Linked DNA regions of Mus musculus: all the other regions are linked to region 2. A link is a loop called in an ENCODE intact Hi-C map of the cell type or tissue named here. Cell type or tissue: left cerebral cortex. All regions are shown on one strand.

Region 1 (5,000 bases), 410 kb after region 2:
AATTCTGTTTGGTGGGAGTCAAGAAAGGGCTGAATTCAACTCTTCTGGATGGAGGCTCACCATTCTCCTTGAGCAATGCTGGAGGGTCCCTTCCTAATGCTCAGGCACACAATGTGCTTTGTCACCTTCTCCCGCTACCTGTCCGTCGCCCCCAGATTTGCCAGGCACTTTGTGCAGAATGGGACAAACCGTCGTCACCTCTTCAAGGTGTTTGGGATTCGCTTTGATATCCTTGTGGATGGCAAGGTAAGTGTCCTATGTGAAGGGATGGCTGCCAAGGCACCTTCCTGCTTTGGATGTCTGTTGTTATGGATGATATGAAATGATATGATATTGTTATGGATGATATGATGGGATGGGTATATTCAGAGATCTGCTTTTAATGACCATGGGTATAGGTGATGACCCTGGCCAGGCTTTGAGCCACTGCCATGGCTCTCCTACCATCTCCTTGGGTCGAGGGGAACAAGGTTAGAGTCAAAGCTCAGGTTTACTGACCTGGAGCTGGCTCTCAGGAGAGCCACAGCCCTGGATCACTGGTAGCAGGAATAGTGTGGAATTGTAGGAGGCAGGTTTGACTTTCCCTAGCTGGGCCCCTTCTGTTGACCTGGCTTTCCCCCTGGGCCCTGCCCAACCAGGCTGGGAAGTTTGACATCATCCCTACTATGACTACCATCGGCTCTGGGATTGGCATCTTTGGAGTGGTAAGTACTGGGGATACATGTTTGCTGTCTGGAGTTTGGCTGCTACTCTTCTACACACAGTAGCAGAACCCCAAAATGTGACCATAGCTACCTTTCATGAATGAAACAGCAGCTGCTTTCCCAACCCTAGAGAAACGGTGTACCTGGGGAAACTGAGGCTCAGCGTTAAGGCAGGAGAGAGGTAGGATGGGCTGACTGGGTCCCAGGAGGGGCTTGCAGCACCTTAGCCTGTCTTCAGGAAACTAGGGTCCAGAGTGGCAGGATTTAGCCAGGACCACAGTCAGTGGGGACCACTGTAGGACATGGAAGATCTGTATCTGCCCCAGATTCCCATTCTCCGTCCCTGCCCCTCCTTGTCCTCAGGCCACAGTTCTCTGTGATCTCTTATTGCTCCACATCCTGCCTAAGAGGCACTACTACAAGCAGAAGAAGTTCAAGTATGCGGAGGACATGGGGCCTGGGGAGGTAGGTGAGCTTCATCTTCTTGAGCTCCCTTCAAAGACCTCAAGCTTGTCTGCCTGTTGGCAGGTGCTGTCCTGCAGGGCTTGGTGCTGCAGGGCAGTGCTTCTGGGGCCTGACTTGCGTTCCCACATTGCATACACAGGGTGAACGTGACCCCGCGGCCACCAGCTCCACTCTGGGCCTGCAGGAGAACATGAGGACCTCCTGACCTTAATCTTGAGCTCCGGACTTGACTCAGTGTGTGGCTTCCAGCAAGGGCTGGTGGCTTTGAGCCAGGGCAGAGGTCATTGCCAGAGGCTTTCCTGCAAGGCAGATACCAGTTGCCCTCTGGTTCAGCCAAGACATTGGAATCCAGAGCTCTGGGTCCAGATCCACACTTCCCTTCCTGAGGGATGGCCCCTCAATTTTTCACTATTCTGGGTCCCTCTGGCTGGGTTCCTCACACACCAGTACCCTAGCTTCGTGCTTATGGCTCAGGCTGCCACTGTCTACCCCACAGCCTCACCTGCCTGGCTTTGGGCTCTTCCACATGGTAGCCACTAGCCAGATGTGTCAGTTTGAACTTAAATTAATTAAAATATAATAAAAAAAGATGGCTGGGTTGAACTAGTTATGGGGACACTTTTGGCCTGTGACTGCCATACTGGATAGCAACAGATGTTTTCATTGTAGGAAGTTCCAAAGGAATTCCCTGGGAGGCTCATCAACAGTGCGGGTGCCTGATACGCACCCCACCTCCTCCTAAAATAGAAACACAGGGCACTTTGTAGCTGAGGCTTAAGAATTGCTATCCTAGAGCTTTCTGACTCTTAAGCTCCCAATCAGCCTTGGGTCAGCCCCAACTGGCAGGTGCAGGCACTGAGCAGGGTCTCAAACACCCACAGCAAGTGTGTAGTGTTGTTCTCGTGCCACACAGGGATCACAAACCCCCATGTGCACACCCCCTCTACACATACAACCCTCCACCCCCTCTGTGGGTTGGAACAGCTTGGGTGCTGCAGGCACAGCCATCTGAACACACCTACACTCCCAGGCAGGGACACACGGTCTCCATACAGTATCACCCCCATGGGGCGATGCTCTCCTTCCTGAGGGAGTCATACCAGACCAGCCCTTCTAGCCACTGAACCTTACTCAGCTACCTCAGGTGGAGAAGTAACCCTGATGAATCTTGGCTCCTTGCCTGTGGCCCAGTCCCAGCTTCCACGGCCTGCCCAGCTTGGCTGGAACATGAGGGCTGAGGAGGCAAGGGGTGAGACACAATAAAAAGAATGAGGACAAATGGCTGTTTTTTGCTTTCCTTTCAAGCCTGTCTGAAGTTCAGTGTGCTTGCCTGTGAGATGCACAGCTGCGCTGAACAGCTGAGATCCCTGTGAGAAGGCTGGTGAGGGGTGCCTGGGCCAAGATGAGCCAGTGAGCCTACAGCAGTCCCTGAGCTCTGTCTCTGCACAGGACAGGGCACCGGTGCTCTTCCCAATAGCAAGGAACAAGTTCTTCTGGCTGTGGGGCAGTTGAGCACACCAGAAGCAGCCTTGAGGGAGCATGGTTGAGGGAGGGGCTTGTTGTCCCAGGGATCTGGGGACACTTCCACGGACATGAGGCTTGCAGCTGGAGAGTAGAGAAGGCCACATAGGCACACCCTCCAGCCTGGGCTCACCTCCAACCAGGGCTGCTAAGTACCTCCACCCCTGCTCTGTCTAGACCAGTCTGTCCAGCACAACTACTCATAGTGATGGATCTGTACTGTCCAATATGGTGGCCACTTGCCAAGGGTAGCCAGTGAGGGCCTGGAGTCATTTCACTTTTTAGTTTTGTTTCAACAAAACAAAACAAAACAATGCCTTGTTATGTGGCATGATTATGTGGCATGATTTTAAACACATGATCCTCTTGCCTCAGCCTCTCAAATGCTAAGATCACAGATACTCGGCACTATACCCAGTTCTGATTTACTTTTAATTCACTAGAATAGCTGTATGTAGCTATTTTACATGTAGTGGCGGCTAGCAGAGTGGACAGCATGGACCAGTTGTTCTCTCAGACCTTGGCCTTCTGCCAGCTTCCCCAGCCAAGAACCTTCCATCCTCCTCTTTTGTAGTCTCCACAGTCTGTGCCTACTGTTCCTTTCCTCCTGCGTGGAAGGAAAAATAGTACCTCAGGCCAAGGCGGCCTCCTCTCTCTTAGCCTGTGCTCTGCACGTCTTCCTCTCTTGCCTCCTTCTCTGGCTCATGTTGCCCTGTAGAGCAGCCTACTCCCTCCTCGTTGCCACCCTTCCAGAAAGACCAGTTTGCCCTTCTCAGTAACTGGCCTCCACCCCCCATCCCTTCCAGATGCCCTTGCCAAGGTCACCAGCAGAGTCCTTGATGTAAAAGCCACGGGGACACTTGGTCCTGCATCTTGTTTGGCTCCCAGCATTTAACCGTTTTTCAAAGATTCGTTCTAGTGGTACCCCAGTGCAGCCTCTCCTGGTTTCCCGGCAGGCATGGAGTGTAGGGGAAGAAGGCCTCTTACAGCTCTCATATGGCTCACCCTGTGTCTTTGGTAAGTGGCTTCTCTCCAAGGCTCCTCGGTGTGTCTGGGTACTGGTGGCAACCTCTGCTAGGGTTGAGGTAATACATGTGAAGTGCCCAAGGCAGTGCCTGATATACATTGTCTCTGGAACTCACACACACACACACACACACACACACACAGGGTCTTCTTGGTTTCTTGGTGCTATAATCCTTGCTCCTTGGTTGGGCTTTTGGCTGCCTATGATGGAGGTTGCATTTGTTGTTGGTGGTGGTGGTAGGTTTTTTCCCCTTTCTTTCCTTTTTTTGTTTTGTTTTGCTTTGCTTTGTTTCGAGATACGTTTCTCTGTGTAGCCTTGGCTGTTCTGGAACTCGCTCTATAGTCCAGGCTGGCCTTGAACTTGGAGATCTACCTGCGTCTGCCTCTGAGTGTTGGGATTAAAGGGATCCACCACCACTGCCCGGCCCCTTTTCATGTTCTTGCTCTTGCTACCTGGTCTGGTTATGTGACAAAATTCACGTTAGTGGGATGCACAGGGAATGTTCCGTGGCGCTGTCTTTAAAAGAGCTACTGTTGGGGTAGAGAGATGGCTCAGTGGTTGAGAGCACATGCTGTTCTTACAGGGGAGCCAGATTCAGTTCCCAGCACCCACACAGTGGCTCACAACTCTCCGTAAGCACACACAGATGCACATATAGGCATACATGTAGGCAAAACAGTCACCCACATAAAATAAAGAGTTAGCATCGACCCTTCATTATTTTTCTCCATTCCAAAACCTGGAATGCATACGTGATAACTGGAGTTCCAGCCCCTATTCAGAATCACGAGGTCAAAGGCCATCTCCAGGGCTTCCTGGTGCAGGGAGTGGAGAGAGCCACATCTCAAAGGCTTTTGTGGAGCAGAGCCATCATACCAGCCCAGAACTGTTTTTCAAGATTTATATATATGTAAGATTTGTTGTTGTTGTTGCCTAGATCTTAATCTGATCCTCTCAGCCTTGCTTCAGTTGATCTGTTTGAGCCTTTCCATTAGAATTATGACTGGATCCTCAAGGACTCTCAAAACCATCTCTTCAATATTGGGGTATAGCTCAGTAGTAGCATCCTTGCTTAGAATGCAAGAAGCCCTGGATTCAATCTTCAAAACTGGGGGTGGGGGGAGGAGTCTCTGTAGCCCAGCTCTTTCCTGAACTCCAGCCCTATAGATCCAATCCTCCAGTTACTGGACCCAATTATTCATTTCAACAAATACATGCTGGGCATGCATCAGGAGGTCAGGCTGTGCTGGGCGAATTCATCTCGACCCTTGCTCTCAAGAGTT
Region 2 (5,000 bases):
ATACATCCACAAAGATACTCACTTATCCATAATTTAAAAATAAATCATTAGAAAAGAAAAAGTTACTTGAAAGAAAATGGATGGACCTAGACAGCATCTTGCTAAATGAAATAAGTCAGACTCAAAGACAAATGAGTGTTTTCTTTCTCACATGTGGAATCTTAGTTTCAATAAAATTAAGAGCTGAAAGTAGAATGGAATGATTTTTTGGAAGAGGAAGGGAACCAGTGGGAAAGCGATGTGGAACAAGAAGGTAATTAAGAATCTGTGTGAACACGAGCAAAGTGCATATACAAAAAATGTCTTAGTGAAGCTCATTGCTACATAATGAATGTATTTAAAAACAAAAATACAGGGGCTGGAGAAATGGCCAAGGATTAAGAAAATTTCTTTCGGGGCTGGAGAGATGGCTCAGTGGTTAAGAGCACTGACTGCTCTTCCAAAGGTCCTGAGTTCAATTCCCAGCAACCACATAGTGGCTCACAACCATTTGTAATGAGATCTGACACTCTCTTCTGGAGTGTCTGAAGACAGTTACAGTGTACTCACATATAATAAAAATAAATAAATCTTAAAAAAAAAAAGAAAATTTCTTTCAGAGGACACATAGGATAGGATGGTTTCCAGCAATCGTGTAGTAAGTAGCATAAGACCCTCTGCAGGTCCAATTCTAGAGCATCTGATGTCCTCTTCCAGATTTTGGGTACCAGGCATACACATGGTACACATAAATTCACCCCGGCTCATATATATACCCATTAAAACAAAATCCTTAAAAACAAACCCACAGAGGGATATGGTGGGGCATGGTTTTAGTTCCAATCCAGACAGAGGCAGGCAGATCTCTTGAGTTCGAACCTGCAACCTGGTCTGCAGAGGGGTTCCAGGACAGCTAGGGCTATACAGAGAAACTCTGTCTCAAAAAACCAAAACCAACCAACCAAAACAAACAAACAAACAAGCAAAACAACTACAAAAAACCAACCCCTCCCCTATCCCAACCATAAAGCTGGATTAGTCCCTAGGTGGGCAGTATTTCAAAATGGCAGATTCACTCAATGTTTGTTTCTTTGGTCTGGTGGGACAGTGCTAGGGAGGTAAGCCAGGGCCTTGTGCCTGCTTGCCCAGTAATTTTTATTACATGCCTAACGGAATCTGCTCCTCTTGTTCACTTTACTTGGAGTTCACAGAAGCTTCATGCTTTTGTGGGTAGAAATGGACCTGATTTCCTATGCACAGTTTTTGTTTTCTACAGTCCAGGTACAGGGAAGTAGGGATTGAACAAACACTTATTGAAAGAACAAGCAAGGGGCTGGAGAGATGGCTTAGCGGTTAAGAACACTGGCTGATTTCCCAAAGGTCCTGAGTTCAATTCTCAGCAACATGGTGGCTCACAACCATCAGTAATGGGATCCTATGACCTCTCTTGGTGTGTCTGAAGAGAACAACAGTGTAGTCATATACATAAGTAAATAAATCTTTAAAAGAAAGAAAGAAGAAACAAAATTGAGTGTCAATGTTACTTTTCCCCCTTCCCTTTTTTGTTTCTTTATTGCTACAGTGTTGACAAAGCACTCAACTGGGAAATGGGCAAGGAGGTTGGATAAGGTTGACTTTTCCTAATCTCGGCTTTCACACTTGGACTTTACATAGTAGGTGCCTTTTCTAGAGGAGTCTGATCTATTATGGATCCTCATCCCCAGACGGAGATTGGGTATCACTGTGCAGCGAAGGGGACCTGGGTCTTCTAATCCTCAGCCTCAAGTGTTGAGATTACAGGAGAATACCACCTGAATCCGAACCATTTATCAGGTTGTGCTAATCACAACTCTGCACTTTACTCAGTCTTACTATTTACTTAAACGTTTTCTGCTATGAGACTCATAACATTTTTATTTCAAGGACCATTCTGTGCATTCTTTATGAATTATCACCATGCACTCTATTTTGCGGCTGCTTAAAATGGTGCACACCAGTACTAAATTCGGCTTTGTAACAATGACTAATTCGCACACCTCCGATGTAGTGTTGGATGGCTGCTGGGTCCTCGCCAACATCTACCACTTCTGGTCCCATCACGCTTAGACCTCCTGCTTATACCGGGAGGCAGCGTCCTGACCCTCCGCGACCTCTTTGTCATGGCGTCCGCGGGGCGTCTACCAGCCGACGCTTCCGCAGCTGGGCGGGCGTGGACCTTCCCAAGATGGCGGGGCTGAGCCCACTGCGCGCGGTGGGCGGGGTTCCACCGCCGGAGGCGGGGCAGCAGGGCCGAGGGGTCGGGCTAGCAGGAGTGCTGCTTCTGAAGGAGGCAGGCTCAGCGCGCTTGCGCGGAGCGGCCCTGCGCGCAGTGAGGCAGTGGCGGGGGAAGGCACCGGTGGGGCCGACGGGCGGGCAGAGGAGGGAAGCGGGCGAGCGAAGTCCCAGTGCGCGCCGCGGCGGCCCGGGTACCCTCCCCTTCCGGGCGTGAGGCGCTGAGCGAGGAAAGCCGAGCGGAGCGGACTCGCATAGGCGGCGAGGTGCTTCTCGGGTCTCCCAAGACCGGCCTCCCCGCGGCTTCGGCGCTCCGGTCCGGGTTCCTCAACACACATCTAGCTCCAGGCACCGGCAGAGCTTGTCGCCAGTCCGTCGAAGTCCCGGTGGCGGCCCGGGCTCTCGGTGGGGAGGATGACGGAGCTGCAGTCGGCGCTGCTACTGCGAAGACAGCTGGCAGGTGAGCGGCGGGGCGCCGGGCCGCGATCGCGGACTGCCGAGCCACTCGCCTCCTCTCGCCCGCTCGGAGGCTGGGTGGTGGCGGGCCGCGAGGGTGGGAGCCCGCGAGTCGCGGCGAGCTGGCGACACTCCTGGCCCGGCTGTGGAGGGTGTTGGGGGCGGGGACGCTCCCCAGCCTCGCCCTCGGACGGGCCGGACGCCCTGGGCGGCTGCCCCCTCCCCCACGGCACTGGGGCGTTGCGGGGGAGGGGCGTGGGTCCCGGTCGGGCCGACCCTCCCTGAGGGGCGGATCCCGGGCTCAGGTGCGGCGGAGGCCGCGGAACCTCGGGGACCCCGGGAGCTTGCGGGGTCCCCGCGCGGCTGTGAGTCCGAGCCGTGTCGGGGGCCGGAGAGGGGAGGCGCGCCAAACTTCTGGCCCGGCAGCGCGGGGTTCGCGGAGTTAGGGCAGACAACAAAAGCGACGGCGGGGCTGGCCCGGGTGCTGACGCGGGGCACCGGGGGGCTCGGCGGGGAGCGCGACTCCGCTTCGCCTGCCTCCGCCTGGCACGAGCTCGGGCTGCGCCGCCCGTCTGGGGGAGGGTGGGCGCGGGCGCTGGGGAGAGCGGCTCGCTGGCCGGCCCGGGCTTTGTGCTCCGTGGGCACGGCTCGGGCTCCTTCGCGCAGGCTCGCGGCCACCGGGCTGCGGCCCGCCTTAGGCTCTGGCCAGGGGCGGCGGCTCAGTGCCTCCCCCGTGGAGTCTCTGTCCCCCTCCCCCATTGTCCCGGCCTCTGGCCGTTTGCGGCTTCCAGGTTGACTTTTTAGGGGGTTGGCTCCTACTCTGCTAGGACTGTGTGAGCGGAGCATGCGCGCTGGAGGCGTACGTGTGCGGAGTGGAAGGGGGGGAGGGAGGAGGCGGGTTGGTGCCTTCACAATGCCGCCCCACGTGCTGCCAGATTTAAAGAGAAATGAACCGGTAGTTAGCCCTGCTGTCCTACGCCAAGCGTGTGCCTGGCTTGGTTCAGGCGACTTCACCCCTCCTCAACCTGTAGCCAGTCCTCTCCCCCCACCCCCCTTTTAAACTTTCTGAAAGCCGGAATGTTGATAAATGAAATAGATTTCTATGAGTTTGAGGTGTCAGCTAAATCACCTTTATGACTTCTTAAGGAAAAGGTCGACAGGGGCTGTTACAGATTGTATAATTAGGTTTATTATTAGACCATGAGCTAACAGGTTTGGACAAGTATTAAAATTCTAGGTGGGACAGCAATTTGAAGTGGATGGAAAAGTTAGAATCCCCATCAGAAATATTTTCGAAAGAAGTTAAACAATTTATTGCATCTTATTTAAAAACATTCTTTTTCTGAGGTCTTTTTCGCCTTTTGTTTTGGATGAAGGAATTAAAATTTTTGACTTAGTAGGAATTCTTTATCGAAACCTGCCTGGTCTACTGTAGTGGATTCTGGGACATCAAGGGCTATGTAGAGAAACTCTGTCTCAGAAAACAAAAACAAAAACTAACAATAAAATCAACTATCTGCATTAATTTTTATTATGTGGCAAATTATTAAATAGACGGTAAACACTGAATATTAAAAGGATAACCTTACATAGTGGAAATGACATACATTTTTAAAGGTGCAAAAGATTTTACAGTTTAACAATACCACTATGTTAAAATAAGACCCATTTGTGAGCATCTTTTTTTTGGGGGGGTGCTGAGGTTAGACAGTTTTTCTAAGGAGTCCTTCACTGTCTGGAACTCACAGAAATATGCCTGCCTGCCTCTCTCTGCCTGTCTCTCTGTGTCTGTCTGTCTGTCTCTCTCTCTCACAGGTTTTCTCTTATATAACCCTGATTGTTTTGGAACTCCATGTAGATCAGGTTGGCCTTGAACTTAACACAGATCTGTCTTCTGCCTTCCAAGTGCCTGCCCCCCACCTTCTTGTTCTTTGAGCTGGAATTTGAATCCTGTACCACCATACTAGGTTTATTTATTTTATTTTCCACAGAAATAATAAATAATAGTTTAAATCATATTTTAGGGATACTTAACTTTCTCAAAATGTATGGAACAAAGTTTGTTGGTTGAAATGTGAAAATATTAAATTTATTTGAGAAGACTGGATGAGCACCTAAAAATAAAGGCTTTTTCTTTTTTACTTTAGCATTTTTAAATGAGTTTTCTTATCACTTGAAAATAGTAAATGGTAAAATATAATCTTGAAATGAATGAACTTGTATAAATGCCTTAAAAATACTAAATTGAGCTGACTAGGTAACATAATCTGATAAAGTGTCCTCAGTGCTAGAGT
Region 3 (5,000 bases), 83 kb after region 2:
CCATTAGTGACACGATCACAGACTTGAATCCTGTTCACATAAGGGAAGTAAATTAAACAGCTTTCAATAGCCAGACACATGCACAGAAAGTTCTAGACAAGAAGAATGACTTCCTGCAGCAGAATCTAATCGAGAGGCTGAGTGAGGGTGTTATCCCAGTGTCAAAGGGCTTGCCAAGTATTTAAAGCCCCAGCTAGCACCACAAACACACGAAGGGCTGGGGAGATGGCTCCGCTTGGTAAAGTTTTTACCATGTAAGCATGAGGACCTGAGTTCAGATCTCCATCCAGCGCAGCAATGCTTATCTAAATTCCAGTGCTGGAGAGGCAGATTCAGAAGGCATTTCTTGGTCTGTCAATCCATATATTTGAGCTCCAGTTTTAGTGAAAAACTATCAAAAAAATACAGTGAGCTGGGTGTGTTGGGGTGTACCACCTTTAATCCTAGCACTCCAGAGGCAGAGGCGAGTGAATCTCTTGTGTTTGAGGCCAGCCTGGTCCACAGCAGGAATTCCAGGACAGCTGAGGCTACAGACGCTCTCAGAAAAATGAGTGAACTACAAATGAGCAAGGTACCTTGACCTCTGGCCTCCACAAACATGCTACACTTTCACACATAACCTATAAAAGAAATACAGTACTTGAATGCTCACAAAATCTCATTCTTCACAATACTAGAAACCATGTTTTTATTAAGCAAGTTTCTTGATAGTAGATTTTGGTATCTGTGCATCATAAAGGATCTGGCCAAATTTTTAGGATAATCCAGGGCAAGAGTATCTCAACTAGAAACAAGTTGGAGCCTTGTCAAACCTTCCAAAACGAAGTGGGACTCGGATCTCCCGCCTAGAGCAACTTCCCGCTCCACTTTCATTCACCCCTTGTCTGCTCTGGCTCCTCCCTTTGCCACGCCTCCATCCATGGATACCTCTGACCCTAGCATTTGGAAAAGCAGGAGGACCAGTAATTCTAGACCAGTCTGTACTCCATGAGACTTGTCCAAAAAAGTGAAAACAAAAACAAACAAAAAACCTGGCTCAGATTAAGTTTGCTGGGCTTGCAAAGCAAGGCAAAGAGAAAACATGCTGCAAACAGATGTCAGATATGACAGCACTTTCCAACCAGTTAAGTTGTTTTAATGTTAGGAGCTTGAGTATTTTTAGGGGATAGAAGAGTCTGTTTATGCTCAAAGCTGGTTTATCTAGCCACCTGAAGATCTCAAAAACTCATTTGACACACCTATGAACCATCCTCAGCAAGGCAGTGAAGCTTTGAGCTCAGGCACTTCTATTGAAACTAACAAATATTGTTTCTTTAATCACATGTCGCTTATCCAGGGCCACTACTTTAACACTGCCCTGTTATTTCCTTCACTACTGTAGTCTGCTACAATCGGAACATCAGTTTTTAGTACATAATTATCCTTAATGTATTTAAGTGTCCTTCTCTTCCATTTTCTAAGTGTTTTTCAGCCAGGGTCGTCCCCTTTTCAAAATTTTAACCATTGCCCTTACATTTTTATAATCTGAACTCAATCCCTTCATTATTCCATTTCATTGCCCTCTAATGCTTTCTTTAACTGTGGCAGATCTTCCTAAAATCTTAACTGTTCTCTAAGTCACTACTTAACTGTTGATGCATTATTTCTATTCTCCTTTGTTGACCTGGAGGCTTCAGGTGTGCTAAGTACATATTCGTTACCCGGGCCAAGAAAAAGTATTTATGTCAAGTGTGGTGGCACTTGCCTTTAATCGCAGCACTCCAGGCAGAGGCACTAGGGTCTCTTATCAGTGTCAGGCCAGCCTGGTCTACATAGTAAGTTCCAGAACAGCCAGGATTATGTAGAGAAACCCTGTCTCAATTCCCCACTCTACCTACTCCACAGCCAAAAAAGGCATACTATCTAGGATTGTCAGCCCTCTATTTTGCTATTATAAAAATCATCTAATCATTCTCACATTCACAAAAGGTTTAAGCTCCTGGTTTACAATCTGAATTCCTTCTCCATGGCCTTGTCAACCGTTATTAGCTCCTAGTGTTATTTGGCTTTGCCACTTTGACCTCAGGGATCTCACAATTTTGCTTACATAAAATTGTATAGAGATTTGCAGTTTTTGCGACCCCTATATTTGTAACCAGTGTGTTTGCCTGTTTGATAACCCAAGTTGTCTGGTTTTAGCCATAAAAATTCCCAAAGCCCTGGAGAAATGCTATCATTTAAGTATTAGGACAGCGTCCCACGTGGTTACAAAGTAACTTAAAGATCCGCAGTCCCTGCCTCAGAATAGTCCATGTTTGCTCTACCCTGACGATCGCCTGGAGTACGAGATAGCCCAGTCCGCGCTTGTCAAACCTTCCAAAACGAAGTGGGACTCGGACCTCCCGCCTAGAGCAACTTCCCGCTCCACTTTCATTCACCCCTTGTCTGCTCTGGCTCCTCCCTTTGCCACGCCTCCATCCATTCTCGCGAGACTTGATGATTCCCTTGCGCCGGCATTTATCGCGAGGCTGTAGGCAGGGCCGGGCCCGACATGGCGGAAGGTAGGTTTTTTGTGGGGTGGCACGGGAAGACGCGAAGCAATAGGGGTACCACTGGCCGGGCACAGAAGCCCCTGGAAGGGTTGTCCGGCTGTGGTCGTACGGTGCATCACGTGTCTCGCGAGCCTTCCTATGTAGCGTTTCGGGGCTCCCCGGGCCGGGGTTCTCAGCGCCGTTCCTATGGCAACGCCCCTCCTGCAGTCTGTCTTCACTCGTCACCCCCCGCCCCCAACCCCGATCCCGGTAGTCTCAGAACGAGAAAGGGGTCGGGTCCTGGGAGCGAATGCACCCGCGGGACTCGAGAAAGCTGTAGAGGAGCTTCTTGTGCCAGCCATGCTGGAACGGGGAGGGAAGTGCCCCTCTCCTTAGGAAATCGAAACTGCTGTCATGGCAGGTCCTGCATCCGGAAGGGTGCATCTCTTGCCTGCGGAAGAGCTTGGGACTCTTCCTTGGAAGAGCCGGGACTGCAGCTGGACGACGGGCTTCTTGGGCGTGCGCTGTAATAGTCTTTAAGCTTTTTGGCAGCCCTAGCAAATGTGGGCACGCTCAGATTCTCTGAGGTTTACAAAGGGGCAAAAGGAGATGTTTCCTCAGTAAGGAAGTTGACCAAGGTCACACTGCTTGAAAGAGGTGTGCTAAAGCCAGGCTTCGGTTCCTTTACCTCCTGCTTTAGTCCTTCGTCTCTTTTTTAGTACTTTACGACATTGCAGGTAAAGGCATCCGGTTTCTCAGGTGCAGCCTCCCTTAAGGAATAATGTTAGGATCTTTGCTTGCCATAGCTTTACTGTATGAGTTGGGGTGAAAGCCCTGAGATAGTGAGTTACCTAGTAGTGATCAGACAATATTAGACCTGGCCGGTGTGCTTCTCCTGTGTACCCCATTGTTGGAGAAAAATACTTCTTGTTGGACTTTGTTGAGTGGCTGAAGATTTACTTGATCTAGACCTGGCCTATTTTGTTTTTGTCTTTTGTTTGTATTTTTTGGTAAGTGTTGATTAAACTCATCATTTCTTGATCTGAGATTTGGGTAGTGTGACAGTTTGTGTAGTCTTCTCAGATTTGAATTAGGTTTAAGAGTGACACGAAGTAGGCCTGCCAGGTGTGTTATTTGCCCTTTATAGTTAAGTGAACTGAGGCCAGATTCATGGCTGGGACTGGATTCTGTTTTCATTTTTACTTTTTCTATCTGTTAAACACCTTGGAGGTGGTGAACATTGTCCAACAGAGGAGGAGAAAGCGAAGTGACTGAAAGTGCTGGGTGTGGTGATGTATGCCTGCCTGCTTGTAGTTCCTTCATTCAGCACTTGGAAGGATCTGGAATTTAGGGTCATTCACAGCCTACCTGGAGTGCATGAAACCCTGTTCAAAAAATGAACTAGATGATTTTGCACACCACGGAATGTTGTGTACCTGTTGCTCAGCAGCGAGGTTTGGGAGGAAGGTTCAGGAAGGCACGATGTGAGATCGTGAGCAGTGTAGAGCCTTTAAGAAGGAATCTGCGTGTTGGGGAAATGCATGACCAAGTTTCAGGTCGTGGAGGAGGGAGTTTCTCAGTCCGTAGTTGTATTGAGAACTTAATTGTGTTTGTGCTCAGGTTCCAGTTGTGGGGAATTCATACAGGCCAAGGTTAGTACACTGCGTGTTTACTTTTGGTTGCCTTGAGGTGATTAGAAACATCTATCTAGCCAGAGGACAATACACCTTAAGGACAAACCAAACATTTTTCCAGGATTAATCGGATGGAGGGATGAGGTGATCGGGAGATGATAGTCTCTGACCTCAGTCTACCCTAGCTACACTCCAGATTCCTAAGTCCCAGTGAAGACTGTTGAAAATGATGTTGCAGAACTCAACTAGGAAAATTTGAGGAATGGCAAGAAAAACAAAATTACTAAAGATATTTTGTTTCTTATGTTGGCATGTGTTTTTGTTTGGTTTGGTTCTGCTGCTGCTTGTCAGAGCCAGCTGCTGTTCAGAGATAGTCATAAACAAAAATAGCAAATTTTTGTGGAATTAAATTTGAAGATTATTTGTCAGCATACTCTGGAAACGTTCCTGGTAATTGGCTGTTTGGTTCAGGTTTGGGAATTAGTGCTGAGGAATGGCAAGCAGGACCTGAGACACCATGCATTCCGGAAGTTGTCTGCCTTGGATAGGAAGCTTCCTTTTTCCTATGCCTGCTCACATGACTGAATACAGGCACTTAAGTCTACTCTAAAAGACTGTTTTCCTTCCTTTTAAATTTTTTTTGACACACAGTCTAGCTTTTAGCCCTAGTGGACCTGGAACTTGCTGGGTAAATGGGACTGGTTTGGAAGTCACAGAGACACTGCCTTCCGACGTCTCCCGAATTTGGGATTTAACAAAAGGGGTGTGCTACCATCCCAGCCTCTAAAAGGGATTTCTCTTTCCATTTTGTACACTATTTTGTACAACCTAATCTGTGTTTTCTTCATGCTCCACT

Evidence for each region. Peaks named below come from ENCODE experiments on the same cell type or tissue, not always from the same donor. Only the 100,000 strongest peaks of a DNase experiment are listed, where the experiment ranks them.
Region 1: it touches region 2 in a loop (4-fold over the local background); 2 of 42 quality-filtered maps call a loop at or near these places.
Region 3: a loop joins it to region 2, with 3 times the contacts of the local background. A loop is called at or near these places in 10 of 42 quality-filtered maps.

Annotation. Positions count from the first base shown.
Region 1 is chr11:73,012,753-73,017,752 of GRCm38, forward strand. P2rx1 (purinergic receptor P2X, ligand-gated ion channel, 1) reads left to right here. Exons shown (of 12, transcript NM_008771.3): 9 at 156-246; 10 at 639-704; 11 at 1,068-1,169; 12 at 1,309-2,445. The coding sequence ends at 1,374. 4732414G09Rik (RIKEN cDNA 4732414G09 gene) reads right to left here. Exons shown (of 3, transcript NR_152202.1): 2 at 3,696-3,761; 3 at 3,104-3,297. It also overlaps a transcript of Camkk1 not described here. Among named protein-coding and RNA genes, the nearest start is that of 4732414G09Rik, 3.6 kb to the right of the region's middle. In left cerebral cortex, no CTCF peak of the experiment used is centred here; DNase peaks (open chromatin) are centred at 2,204, 2,482 and 3,248; H3K27ac peaks cover 2,233 bases.
Region 2 is chr11:72,604,926-72,609,925 of GRCm38, forward strand. Ube2g1 (ubiquitin-conjugating enzyme E2G 1) reads left to right here and starts at 2,336. Exons shown (of 6, transcript NM_025985.4): 1 at 2,336-2,710. The coding sequence starts at 2,665. It overlaps Gm51906 (a long non-coding RNA gene), which reads right to left and starts at 2,238. Exons shown (of 4, transcript XR_003949712.1): 1 at 2,016-2,238. In left cerebral cortex, a CTCF peak has its summit at 2,312; DNase peaks (open chromatin) are centred at 2,252, 2,827 and 3,579; H3K4me3 peaks cover 2,671 bases; H3K27ac peaks cover 2,113 bases.
Region 3 is chr11:72,687,495-72,692,494 of GRCm38, forward strand. Ankfy1 (ankyrin repeat and FYVE domain containing 1) reads left to right here and starts at 2,508. Exons shown (of 25, transcript NM_009671.5): 1 at 2,508-2,540. The coding sequence starts at 2,531. In left cerebral cortex, no CTCF peak of the experiment used is centred here; DNase peaks (open chromatin) are centred at 2,489 and 2,712; H3K4me3 peaks cover 2,014 bases; H3K27ac peaks cover 998 bases.